Regions from separate parts of the Homo sapiens genome. Here region 2 is linked to region 1. Evidence: chromatin contacts called from ENCODE Hi-C or POLR2A ChIA-PET data. All regions are on one chromosome and are shown on one strand. The core of a region is the stretch at or near the end of the contact, and the rest is flanking DNA. Distances in the headings are between cores, read along the strand shown.

Region 1 (6,043 bases), core at 1,869-4,368:
TGTGACTCCCAGCACCGTTAGTACGTGCACTCACTCAGTCCTGAGATGTGTCTAAAAAAGCTTTAGAATTGCTCTGCCCAGGACACCACAGAAGCAAACCTGCCCGCAGGCATTCCGGGTTTGTTTGCGGTTCTCCCCCATCTCATTGGGACTGCACCCCTCACCTGCAGTAATTCAAGTTCTGTGTTCATAAGTCACTTGGATTTGTTTTGTTTTGTTTTGTTTTGTTTTAACCCCATCTCCCCCTTCAGTGTTGTTATTTATTTGAAATACAGTTGGATTCATTGGTTTGAATCAGTTTTCCATTTTAGACTTCCCTTCCGCCTTTGTTGATTGAGTTTTATTCTTTGAGTACGTAGGACGTTAGCGTGCTTCCAAAACTGCATGAAGTTGTACTCAGAAGCGTCGCCCCTTCTTTATCCTGCCCACCTCCGCTGGCAACCCAGGATCCGTAGCCAGTCTGCTGTCTTCTGCTATCGTCCATGCAGGCGTTTTCTTGTTTATCCTTTGTTAAGCAAAAGGTGATACCTTTAAAAACTTTAGTGATGTATCCTGTAAATCATTCCATATCAATTCATGGAGCTCTTCATTCTTTTTTTTTTCTTTTTTTTTTTGAAACAGAGTTTCGCTTTTGTTGCCCAGGCTGGCGCGCAGTGGTGCGATCTCGGCTCACTGCAACCTCTGCCTCCTGGGTTCAAGTGATTCTCCTGCCTCAGCCTCCTGAGTAGCCGCCCGCCACCACTCCCAGCTAATTTTGTATTTTTAATAAAGACAGGGTACTCCATGTTGGTGAGGCTGGTCTCAAACTCCCAACCTCAGGCGATCCTTCCACCTCAGCCTCCCAAAGTGTTGGGATTACAGGCGTGAGCCATCGCACCCGGCCTGCTCTTCATTCTTTTTTATGTTTGCATAATACTGCGAACTACCATAGGTAACTACCATAGTTTATTCAAGTAGTCTCCTAAGAGTGGACATTTAGATAGTTTCCAATATTTTGCAATTATAAATGTAGAAATAAATACCCTTGTGCAAGGTGGTTTTTGTTTTGGTTGTGTGCCTTCAGGGTAAATCTCTACAAGTGGGGTTGCTGGATCAAGAGAGAAATAAATTACATACGTAGGTTTATTTGATGTTGTAAGTTTCCCTCCATAGACATTACCAATTTGTATTCCCACCAGCAGTGGATGAAAGTGCCTGTTTCCTTGCAGCTTTGCCAACCGTGCATTTTCAGACTTTTGTATTTTTGCCCTCTGATGGGTGACAGGTGGTACACAATTGTAGTTTTCTTTTTCACCTTTCTCGTGATGTTGACCATCATGTTTGTATTTTTGTGTGTGTGTATGTGAGTTTTTTCATTGGTTTTACCCTTTTATTATGGATTTCTGGCTTTTTTCCCCCAATTCTTAAAGAAGTATTTGCCTTTTATCTGTAATATATATTACAAATATTTTTCCCCAATTTGCCATTTGTTTTTTGATGTGGTTCATTGTGGTTTTTTGCCACACAGATTTTTAAACATTTTTGTACATAATCGAATGAGAAATCCTTACTCCCAGAAAAAGAAAACCCACGTGTTGGTTTGTTTGTTTTTTTTTTTTTTTTGGAAGGGGGGGTTGTTTTGTTTTGTTTTTTAGTATTTTTACTTTTTCATTCATATAGGTTCATCTGTTCCATGTGGATCTTGGGTCCATTTCAGGTTTATTCTTATATACGGCACAAGGAAGAGTTCTAATTTTATCTTTAAATGGCTCTCCAGTTGTCACAACACCAATTTATTTAAGTCTATCTTTACCCCAGTGATTCGTATTATCTTTGTCCTGTACTTGATTTCTTTATGTAGTTGGTTTGTTTCTAGACATTCTACTCTATTCCATTTTCTCTCTGCCTCTGCACACACTAGCACCACACTGCTTTAATTAGGGAGGCTGTGTAGTGTGTTTTGAAATCATCTGGGCCTGATCCTCATCACAGCTCACTCTTCAGGGTTTTTCTGGCTTTTCTTTTCATATGAGCATCAATATCAACTTGGCTGGCTTCAAAAAAGAGGACATTGATATTTTCTTTTTTTTAATCTTATGGGCCCTCTCATTCTAGATTCAGGTATTTTTTTTTTTTTTTTTAATTTCTGGAAAGTTCTGTTGGATTGTAGTCAAATGTTAGTCATGTTTTGTTTTGATTTCTTTCAGGGACTCCAGTTATGCATCTGTTGGGCCTTCTTTGCCTGTCTCCCACTTTAGCCTCTGGCTGCTTCCTATCTGACTGCGTTTCCTTGTTTCTTTACCTCATTTTATTCTTCTAGATCTTTTCTTCCCTTTCTTCAATTTTTCATTAGATTTTTGTTTCAATTTGTTCTTGTTTGGTCCTCTTATAATTTCATTTCTGATAAGATTTTATCTGTTTCTTCTATTTCTTCCCTGAGTTAAATCAGCTCTTCTTTTCTGCATGCTTTTGTCTAGTGCGTGCGTGTGTGTTTGTGTGTGTACGTGTGTTTTTGTGTTTTGAGACAGGGTCTTGCTCTGTCGCCCAGGCTGGAGTGCAGTGGCGCAATCACAGCTCACTACAGCCTCTGCCTCCCAAGGTTCAAGCAATTCTCTTGCCTCAGCCTCCCAAAGTGCTGAGATTATAGTTTGTGAGCCACTGCACCTGGCCGTGTGTGTGTGTGTGTGTGTGTGTGTGTGTGTGTGTTTGTGTGTTTGTGGGATTTTGTTTTGTTTTCTTTTTCGTATTCCTGAATGTTTATTTGAGGATATTTTATTTTAGTTTGGAGTGTTACATGCTAGAGTTTCTTTTGCCTTGTGTTTTTGTTTCTGGTTTTGTGTTTTGTTTCTGGTTTTGAGGTAAGAATTATCATCTGCCCATGTTTGTGTGAGATTGATTCATGTGGCTGGGGGAGTTGGTACCCGTCTGTTTTCATTGGGGTGTGGTGTCTATCACACGAGTATAGCCCAGCTTACTCACCCATTCTCTTGGAGGCAGAGATTTAGATTGTTTCTGCCTTTTGGCTGTTAGAAGTGGTGCCGCTGGGAACATGCTTGTACTTGTCTTTTGCTGAATGTCTGTCTTTGTTTTTAAAGTTTGTTTGCATTCATACTGTTGAGTCATGTAAGCTTATTGTGCCAGAAAAAAGCATTCATGCTCTGAGGTGCCCTGCACCCGCACATGTGTTTGAGAGCGCACAGAAAGTAGTTTAGAAACAGGCGTTAGTGGGACAGACCTGTGTTTATGTTCCTGCTCCAGCACGTGCTGCTCTGTAACTGTGGGCAGTTGGCTCAGCTTCCATGTCTTCATCTATAAAGTGCAGTTTTGGGGGTATGGGGCGGTTTGCAGCAGTCTTCCCCCAGATCGCCACCTGCCTCCTGGACCTCGTCTGGCCACTGCCGTCTCTTTGTGTGGCAGCCCCCAGCCAGCTTCCTCCACACGTGTCCCTCTGTCCCTTTGTCCCATTCCTGTTTTCCGTGGTACTCAGCACAGAGCTTGCACCGTGTGAGCCTGCCTGAGACAGCAGTGCCTATTTGTGTTTGCAAGACCTCAGCTCGTGTGCAGGCTTCATGAAGGCAGGGGCAGCGTTGTCACGTGCATAGGTGGGTGGGCTGGAGAGCAGTGCCTGGCACCAAGGAGATGCTCAGGAGGGGCTCGTTAGCTGGGTGGGCAGACGAGTAGGAATCGTCACAGGGCCTCGCCAGGGTAACTGGGGACTAAACGAGGGGCAGTGATACGACTTCGGCTGCCACCATGCCAGCTGAATGTCACACAGAGGCATTTGTACTGGATGGTGACAGCTGTTCACAAGAGGATATTAGCATTTATTCATCTGATCACCACTAGTTAAGGGCTTTGATCTACCTAATGTGTTGCATGGAGATGGTTAATTTGTGTGTTTATTTTACAAACAGAGACATTAAACCTGACAATGTCCTTTTGGACGTGAATGGTCATATCCGCCTGGCTGACTTTGGATCATGTTTGAAGATGAATGATGATGGCACTGTAGGTATTTTTGTTGGAGATTTTCCATTTGGTTTTGGGTTTGGCATATAGTCAGAAGGGAAGTTTTCAATTTGAGGTACAATTAAGAAACCAAGTATATTAATTCAGAAAATGAATCCATTTTGGAGATAGTTGAAATTTTCTGTTTGGGGAGTTTTGTTTCCCAAATAAAAATTAAGTTGGAAAGCATCTTTATTGCTTTTTATGTTTACAAAAGTAATATGTGTGCCTTCCAGAATGGGAGTTGTCAGGTTTCCTCAATCCCAAGGTGGCTAAAAGCATGCCAGCCCTGTAGCAGATCGAGGGCGCTCCCTGCTTCTTCCTTAAAGGGCCCTGTCCAGGCTGGTCGGGTGGGCAGGCATTAACCATGTAACTGTACTTTCTCACTTGTGTTGGGGCAGGTAACTTCCTGCTAGGGGTTTCCTCTCTATGGGTGTTGTAGACCTAGAAATAGAGTCCTAGGTGCTCAGTGTTACGGGGCCAGCTGACACTCCCGCCAGCAGGGAAAGAACAGGAGGTTGCCCCCGGATCGGCTATCACCAGGAGACCCAGGCTCAGGCCACAGGCCCTGTGGTCTCCACCCCGCAGTCAGACCAGCGTCATGGCCGAGTAGCCTGATGGGGGCAGTCCCAGCTCTGCTCACACCCTGTTGGCAGCTGCTTGCAGCAAACTGCTTTCACTGCGTCTGTGGCCACTGTTGCAGTTTTGTTCTTACATGTTTGGAGTCTTTTCTTTTTTGAAACCTACACTTATCATAAGGTCTAACATCAAATAGTTTTCCGAGAGAGCAATCCCTTTCTTGCCTACTGGCGGATTTTCAAGCAGTAGTGGAAGCACCCATGTGACTGGCTTCAGTTGACAGCGTTTTATAAGAAATAAAGCAGTTTGCTCATTTTCATTCCACAAAGCCAGTCTCTTGTTTTTAATAGTCTTGACCACATATTGATTAATTGGTAGGCGGGTGCTGTCCTCCACTCCAGTCTTCCAGTGACTAGAACAGGTCTGAACCAGAACATGGGTTACCCTCCACACCTCCACACCACCCTGTCACAGTATAACCAGAGCATGGGTTACCCTCCTGACCTCCACACCACCCTGTCACGGTATAACAAGAGCATGGGTTACCCTCCTCACCTCCACACCACCCTGTCACGGTATAACCAGAACATGGGTTACCCTCCTCACCTCCATACCACCCCGTCATGGTATAACCAGAACATGGGTTACCCTCCTCACCTCCACACCACCCCGTCATGGTTTAACCAGAGCATGGGTTACCCTCCACACCTCCACACCACCCTGTCACAGTATAACCAGAGCATGGGTTACCCTCCTGACCTCCACACCACCCTGTCACGGTATAACCAGAACATGGGTTACCCTCCTCACCTCCACACCACCCCGTCATGGTATAACCAGAGCATGGGTTACCCTCCTCACCTCCACACCACCCCGTCATGGTTTAACCAGAGCATGGGTTACCCTCCTCACCTCCACTCCACCCCGTCACAGTAGTTGTTCATCGTGGAGTCACCGCCCAACACCCCAGTGGTCCCGCTGTCTGTAGGAGCTCCTGTGGGCTGGCCACGCACTCGTGCAGGGAAGTGATAGAGGTGGAGTTCTCTGCTGATCCATTCAGCCTGAGCAGTTCTCACACCACTGGCTCTGGGGTGCTGCTTGGACCCTGTGTCTCTCTTCCCAGAGGGGACCCTCGGGAGAGCCTGGCCTTCCCCAGACAGGCCTGTGGTTGTTGTCTCCAGTTCCTGCCTGAGCCTCAGTCTTAGAGACTCAGCCCGTCAGGATGGCCCTATACTCTCCATCGTTCTCTCTGCTTGGATGATTTCTCAGCTTCACCAGGCTCCTCCCGCTTGCTCTGAGGTGGCCCGTGCCCTCGCAGCTTTCTGCAGAGGTGTCACTGTACTCTGGCACCTGCCTGCTGATGTAGATAGCAGGGGAGCTGTTTTCTCCCTTGCGGGGGTAGGAGCGGTCTTAGCCTCCTGGTGCGCTGTCCAGGGAATGCCTGAGCACCCGGCTAATGCCTGGACCAACTTCTGCA
Region 2 (6,043 bases), core at 954-3,453, 44 kb before region 1:
CTGCCGCAATGCACTTCCAGTGAGGAAACTGCTGTGTGGTTTGGGGCAGGAGCTTGTAGTGATTTCGATTCAATCTTCCTGTTTTGGGTATTTGTAAAAGGAAACTAATTTTTCAGAAACTTCTAGCTGGTATCCCATGTCACTCAGCCATCCTCTATTTAAATATTATTGAAAATAGTGATGAGCTCATGTATGAAAATGTCATTCTTCCTTTTTTGGAGTCTCTTGAGTTTTTTATATGGTGGTATTTGTGTAATGAGTATTAATAAAAGTGATAGTAATTGGTAATATTTCCTATTCAAATTTCAAAGTTTAAAATTTCAAATAGGAAATTTCAGATACCTTTAGAAGTAGAGCAGCTGGGTGCGGTGGCTTACACCTGTAATCCCAGCACTTTGGGAGGCCGAGGTGGGTGGATCATGAGGTCAGGAGATAGAGACCATCCTGGCTAACACAGTGAAACCCCGTCTCTACTAAAAATACAAAAAAATTAGCTGGGCATGGTGGTGGGCGCCTGTAGTCCCAGCTACTTGGGAGGCTGAGGCAGGAGAATGGCGTGAACCCAGAAGGCGGGGCTTGCAGTGAGCAGAGATGGCGCCACTGCACTCCAGCCTGGGTGACAGAGCGATACTCCGTCTCAAAACAAACAAAAAAACAAAAATAAAACAAAAAGAGGTAGAGCATATAGAATAATGAACCACCAGTTTCAACAGTTATCAACTCACAGTCAGTTGTATTTCACTTTTATTCCCTTTCCCCAAAAAGGATTATTTTAGGAAAATCCCAGAAATCTGTCATCTCATTTGTAAATATTTCAGTGTGTGTCTCAAGAAGATGAGGGTTTTCTTTAAAAACATAGCCATAATAATATGACATTAAAAAATAACAGTAATTTCTCAATATCATAAAATAGTCATTGTTTAAATTTCCTTTTTTTTTTTTTTTAAAAAAAGTGGATTTGTGGCCGGGCACGGTGGATTATGCCTGTAATCCTAGCACTTTGGGAGGCTGAGGCAGGTGGATCATCAGGAGTTCGAGACCAGCCTGGGTAACATGATGAAACTACTAAAATATAAAAATTAGCCAGGCGTGGTGCTGCATGCCTGTAATCCCAGCTACTCAGGAGGCTGGGGCAGGAGAATTGCTTGAACCCGGGAGGCAGAGGTCGCAATGAGCCTAGATCACACCACTGCACTCCAGACTGAGTAACAGAGCGAGACTCCGTCTCAAAAAAAAAAAAAAAAAAAAGTGGATTTGTTTTATAGGCATTTGGATTGTACACCTCCTTAATCTCTTTTAATCTGTAAGCTCTTTCTCTCTCCTTTTTTTTTTTTTTTTTTTTTGCAGTTTATTTGTGGAAGAATTGGCATTTGTCCTGTCCTGTTCAAAAGTTTTAACTGGTTTCTAGTGTTTTCCTAGCTGGACAAATTTGGCATTTGACAGATCATTCCTATACTATTGGCCCAGTATATTTTGTGGGAAATAAACTATTTGGGGGTTCAATCGATGTAAAAAAAAATAGGCATTTCTGATTTCATTTCAGATGTTGCAGTGGTAAAGTATATTCCAGTCAGGAGCTGGTGAGGCCTGAGGCCCAAGTGTGCACCCACGCGGGGTTGCAGAGAGGCCGAGAAGTGCGTTATTACCTCCCTTCTCCTTGGTCCTCGTGGGTGGGCATGAGAGGTTGGATCTGTCACTCTGAGACAGCAGAGGGGGACAAGGAGAAGTGAATGAAATACGTGTTGCTTCTCCAGGCCTTCATATCAGAAACACCTGCCGCTGCCCTGAGGCCACAAGGCTGGCCGCCGGCTGGTGCTCTTGGCTCCCTCTGCTGCTTGCTGGGTGAGGATGCCCTGGGCTTGTGGCATTTTTCTTAAAAAAAAAAAAATAATAATAATAATAATAGAAGGCAGGTCTTATAGTAGTTGTTCACTGGAGACACTTTGGAGTTGACAATTAGTGAGGACTCAACTTTTTAAAATGTGATCTTAAGCTTTTTGATTTTTTAATTGAAGTTCAGAAAAATTAGTTGATACTTGTCCACCCATGTGAGTGATGCTGTAGTCTCTGGTACATCAGCTTTTTAGTTGGTTTCCGGAATCCAGCCCTTAGAAGCCAGACGGGTTGGGCATTCTACCTGCACATCAGGCTGCACAGAGGCTGGGCCTTGGTGCTGTTGGGAGCCCCAGGCCCTTCCTGCTGAGAGCACTGGGGAAAGGCCTGCGTGTGGGCGCCTGTAGAGAAATACCAGGCTCATCCCAAATTGGAAATCGCCAGACGTTCTGGAAAAGTACAATTTTCATAATCAAATAAACCCTGGTAGTATAAATCTTGTATTTTTACTGCAGCGTTTGTTTAAGGAGAAGCATTTTTGACAGCTCTTGTAGCTTGTGAAAGGAAATGCAGACTGCACAAAGCTAGATGTCCTTTTGCAAAATGTTAAACATTTGCTGACTTTGCCGTAAAGTTTTATTGATTATTTGGAAAGCTCTTTCATTTGTTGATTTTAGTGTCTCATCTCTAGGCATCTGGTGAAAAGGGTAGTTTTCCTGGCTTACCAATTACTTTCATGAAATCAGAAGAACATTTTCAAGTCTTCTGTGAAAACATCCTTCCTTCCTGTTTATTACTGCGTTTACGTGGGGATGGTGAGCCAAAGATGACGATACAGGAGCACACTGGCCATCTTTCTCTGCTTGGTGTCTGGGTCATGTACTTTTTTTATTTCATTTCCTTCATGCCGGCGTTTTTATAATACTGAAAAATATCAGCATAAAATATTTTTTTTAATTAAAAAAAAAGTAACTCAGAAATGCTTAGGTTCAGTTGGATATGTGACATATTGGAGGTGGGTAGTCTGGCAGCCAATCTGAACACTTTTGTGTGTGTGTAGAGACAGGGTGCCACCGTGTCACCCAGGCTGGAGTGCAATGGCTCAGTCTTGCCTCACTGCAATTCCCACCTCCTGGGCTCAAGCCATCCTCCCGTCTCAGCCTCTCGAGTAGCTGGGACTGTAGGTGCATGCCACCACACTGACCTAATTTTTGTGAATTTTTTTGTAGAGACGGGCTTTCGCCATGTTGCCTAGGCTGGTCTGGAACATCTAGGCGTAAGTGATCTACCTGTCTCAGCTCCCACAGTGCTGGGATTATAGGTGTGAGCCAGCCCTGAACACTTTTTTTTGAGATGGAGCCTCCCTCTGTCACCCAGGCTGGAGTGCAGTGATGGGATCTGGGCTCACTGCAACCTCCACCTCCCAGGTCGAAGTGATCCTCCCGCCTCAGCCGCCCAAGTAGCTGGGACTACAGGCGTGCACCACCACACTCAGCTAATTTTTATATTTTTAGCAGAGATGGGGTTTCACCATGTTGGCCAGGCTGGTCTTGATCTCCTGACCTCGGGTGATCCACACACCTTGGTCTCCCAAAGTGCTGAGATTACAGGCATAAGCCACTGTGCCTGGCCACCTGAACACATTTAATTGTTGAGGCTGAAATAAATAACATTTAAAATGAGTGAAGCCATTGTTATCCAAACTATGCTCCTCAAACTTTCTTTGCCTCTTTTTTAAAAGAACCAGATTCTTCTAAACATTCTTAAATGTTTTAAAAAGAGGTACCATTTCCACCTTCAACCTCATTGGCCATGAGAGGGCTTTGATACCGTGCTGGGCACGCCCCATGGAGATGGGCGACTACTGGTCACTCCTGTCGGGCAAGGTGAGGCCGGGCTGGCCGCTCCACGCTTCTCCTCTGTTCAGGAAGGAAAGTGAGCGCCTCACTCTGAGGGCGGTTTGCTTGGTGGCCCTTCCTCTGGTTCAGGAGCAGCCACCCTGTGAGAGCCAGTTAGGCACTGGGAGGGTTGGAGTTGCTGGCTGGAGAGCCCCTCAGGTGCTGGGAGGGCTGGAGTTGCTGGATGGATTGCTATTGCTGTTTTGAATATTGCTTCCCGCTCACATGCGTGTCTGGCCACTGAGGGCTCCAATCTAGCATTTCTTTTTTTTTTTTTTTTTTTTTTTTTGGAGATGGAGTCTCCCTCTGTCACTAGGCTGGAGTGCAGTGGCGCGATCTCGGCTCACTGCAACCTCCGCCTCCTGGGTTCAAGCAATTCTCCTGCGTCAGCCTCCGAAGTAGCTGGGACTACAGGTGCACACCACCACACACAGCTAATTTTTTTTTGTATTTTTAGTAGAGACGGGGTTTCACCATGTTGGCCAGGATGCTCTCGATCTCTTGACCTCGTGATCCGCCCATGTCAGCCTCCCAAAGTGCTGGGATTACAGGCATGAGCCACCACGCCTGGCCAATCTAGCATTTCTTTTTTTTTTTTTTCCTTTGAGACAGAGTCTTGCTCTGTTGCCCAGGCTGAAGTGCAGTGGCACAATCTCGGCTCACTGCAAGCTCCGTCTCCCAGGTTCATGCCATTCTCCTGCCTCAGCCTCCTCAGTAGCTGGGATTACAGGTGCCTGCCACCACGCCCAGCTAATTTTTTTGTATTTTTTAGTAGAGACAGGGTTTCACCGTGTTAGCCAGGATGGTTTCGATCTCCTGACCTCGTGATCCACCCACCTCGGCCTCCCAAAATGCTGGGATTACAAGCGTAATTTAGCATTTCTTTAGCCTCACTTCTCTGGTGCTGGATTAGGTCCTAGAAGTTTCATATAATTAGCAACAGTATTTTTTCTTCCAGAGACATACTTATTCCTCATGCAGAAATGCAGAGTCAATGTCTAAATAAGGTAAAAGATTGAAGGAATTTTGGATAAGAGAAAATTTCCCATAAAAATGTTTACTTTTATCCTTTTTTTCTTTTTTAACACCATAGTATTCCTGACATATTGACTATTCAATTTAGAAAGATTGGCAGTTGGACTCAGATAATTCAGTACTTGGCTCTGGACAGTTGTTAAGAACCCTGCTGAAAATGGTTTATATGCAGAAGGTTTCAGCAACTCAGATCAACTCTGCTGATCTCAGGATCTATGCTAGGATGAAAAAAAGTCCCTGGCATGAATTTGTTTTTCTTGTCACTAGTATTTTCCAGTTGAATGAGTTTAAAAATAATAAAAGATAAAATACAAATAAATAACAGCCCTATTAAGGGAGAATTGCATGTACTTGTATTTAGATAGGAGAGTATGTTCTGGATGTCCAAGTTCATGGGCACAGAATATAGAAGGAGGCAGGTGACGTAGGAAGAACCTTCTGGAAGCTGTGGGTTTCTTTTCACTCACATGCACCTGTTGAGCGCCAGCTGTGCACCAGGCACTGAGCTGCACTGCAGACGGGCGTGTTCCTGGGAGGGGCTTCCATGCTGTTTCTGTGGGAAAGGGGAAGCCCAGCACATCTTCTGTGATGCGTATGTGATCACAAAACGATTAGGCTGGCTCTGCGTGCTGGGGCTGTCTCAGAGCCTGGCACTGCTCATTGTTGACATCCACTGTCACATTCACCCACAGTTCTGGGATTATCCTTAATTTACCCACAAGGAAACTGGAGTTCATGCTCAGTATTTTGCAACACAGTAAGCGGTGAAGTCTGAAGGACTCAGGTGCTTACTCGTAGCCACAATGTCTTGCTTCATTTCAGGAATATTTTTAAATACCTTTAATACTTTTTGAATAAATTAATGAATCGTGCACCCAAGTAGTCTCTGTTGTGACCCCCTCATGTGTGGTACACACTGTTGTGACCCATATCACAGATTCGTTGTGCTTGGTTTTTTATTATTGTTTTATTTACTTATTTTTGAGAAGGAGTCTTGCTCTGTCACCCAGGCTGGAGTGCAGTGGCACAATCTCAGCATATCACAACCTCTGCCTCCCAGGTTCAAGCAATTCTCCTGCCTCAGCCTCCCAAGCAGCTGGGACTACAGGTGCGCACCACCACGCCTGGCTAATTTTTGTATTTTTAGTAGAGATGGGGTTTCACTATGTTGGCCAGGCTGGCCTGGAACTCCTGACCTCAAGTGATCCACCTGCTTTGGCCTCCCAAAGTGCTGGGATTACAGGCGTGATCCACCACGCCTGGCTTTTTGATTTAAG

The links. A loop is a pair of places that touch in the nucleus more often than their neighbours do. ChIA-PET counts read pairs that join two places held with the same protein, here RNA polymerase II (POLR2A). Pooled maps may share reads with other maps.
Region 2: a loop to region 1 is called in a map of PC-3, with 5 times the contacts of the local background. The contact joins two enhancer-like sites. A Hi-C loop is called at or near these places in 4 of 168 maps with a recorded cell type or tissue (Caco-2, PC-3, breast epithelium and 1 more) and 2 of 50 pooled maps. POLR2A ChIA-PET finds 5 or more read pairs at or near these places in 4 of 52 experiments (MCF 10A, WTC11, activated naive CD4-positive, alpha-beta T cell and 1 more).

What each region holds. Positions count from the first base shown.
Region 1 is chr14:102,984,431-102,990,473 of GRCh38, reverse strand. It overlaps CDC42BPB (CDC42 binding protein kinase beta), which reads left to right. Exons shown (of 37, transcript NM_006035.4): 6 at 3,894-3,987. Among named protein-coding and RNA genes, the nearest start is that of AMN, 65 kb to the right of the region's middle. RefSeq lists enhancers at 2,764-3,397, 3,398-4,032. Within about 2 kb of position 3,118, at least 3 of the 41 ENCODE cell types and tissues checked have a DNase peak (open chromatin) inside an H3K27ac peak, as active enhancers do.
Region 2 is chr14:103,027,836-103,033,878 of GRCh38, reverse strand. The region is part of intron 1 of CDC42BPB (CDC42 binding protein kinase beta); the gene reads left to right. Among named protein-coding and RNA genes, the nearest start is that of CDC42BPB, 27 kb to the left of the region's middle. RefSeq lists a silencer at 1-27. Within about 2 kb of position 2,203, at least 8 of the 41 ENCODE cell types and tissues checked have a DNase peak (open chromatin) inside an H3K27ac peak, as active enhancers do.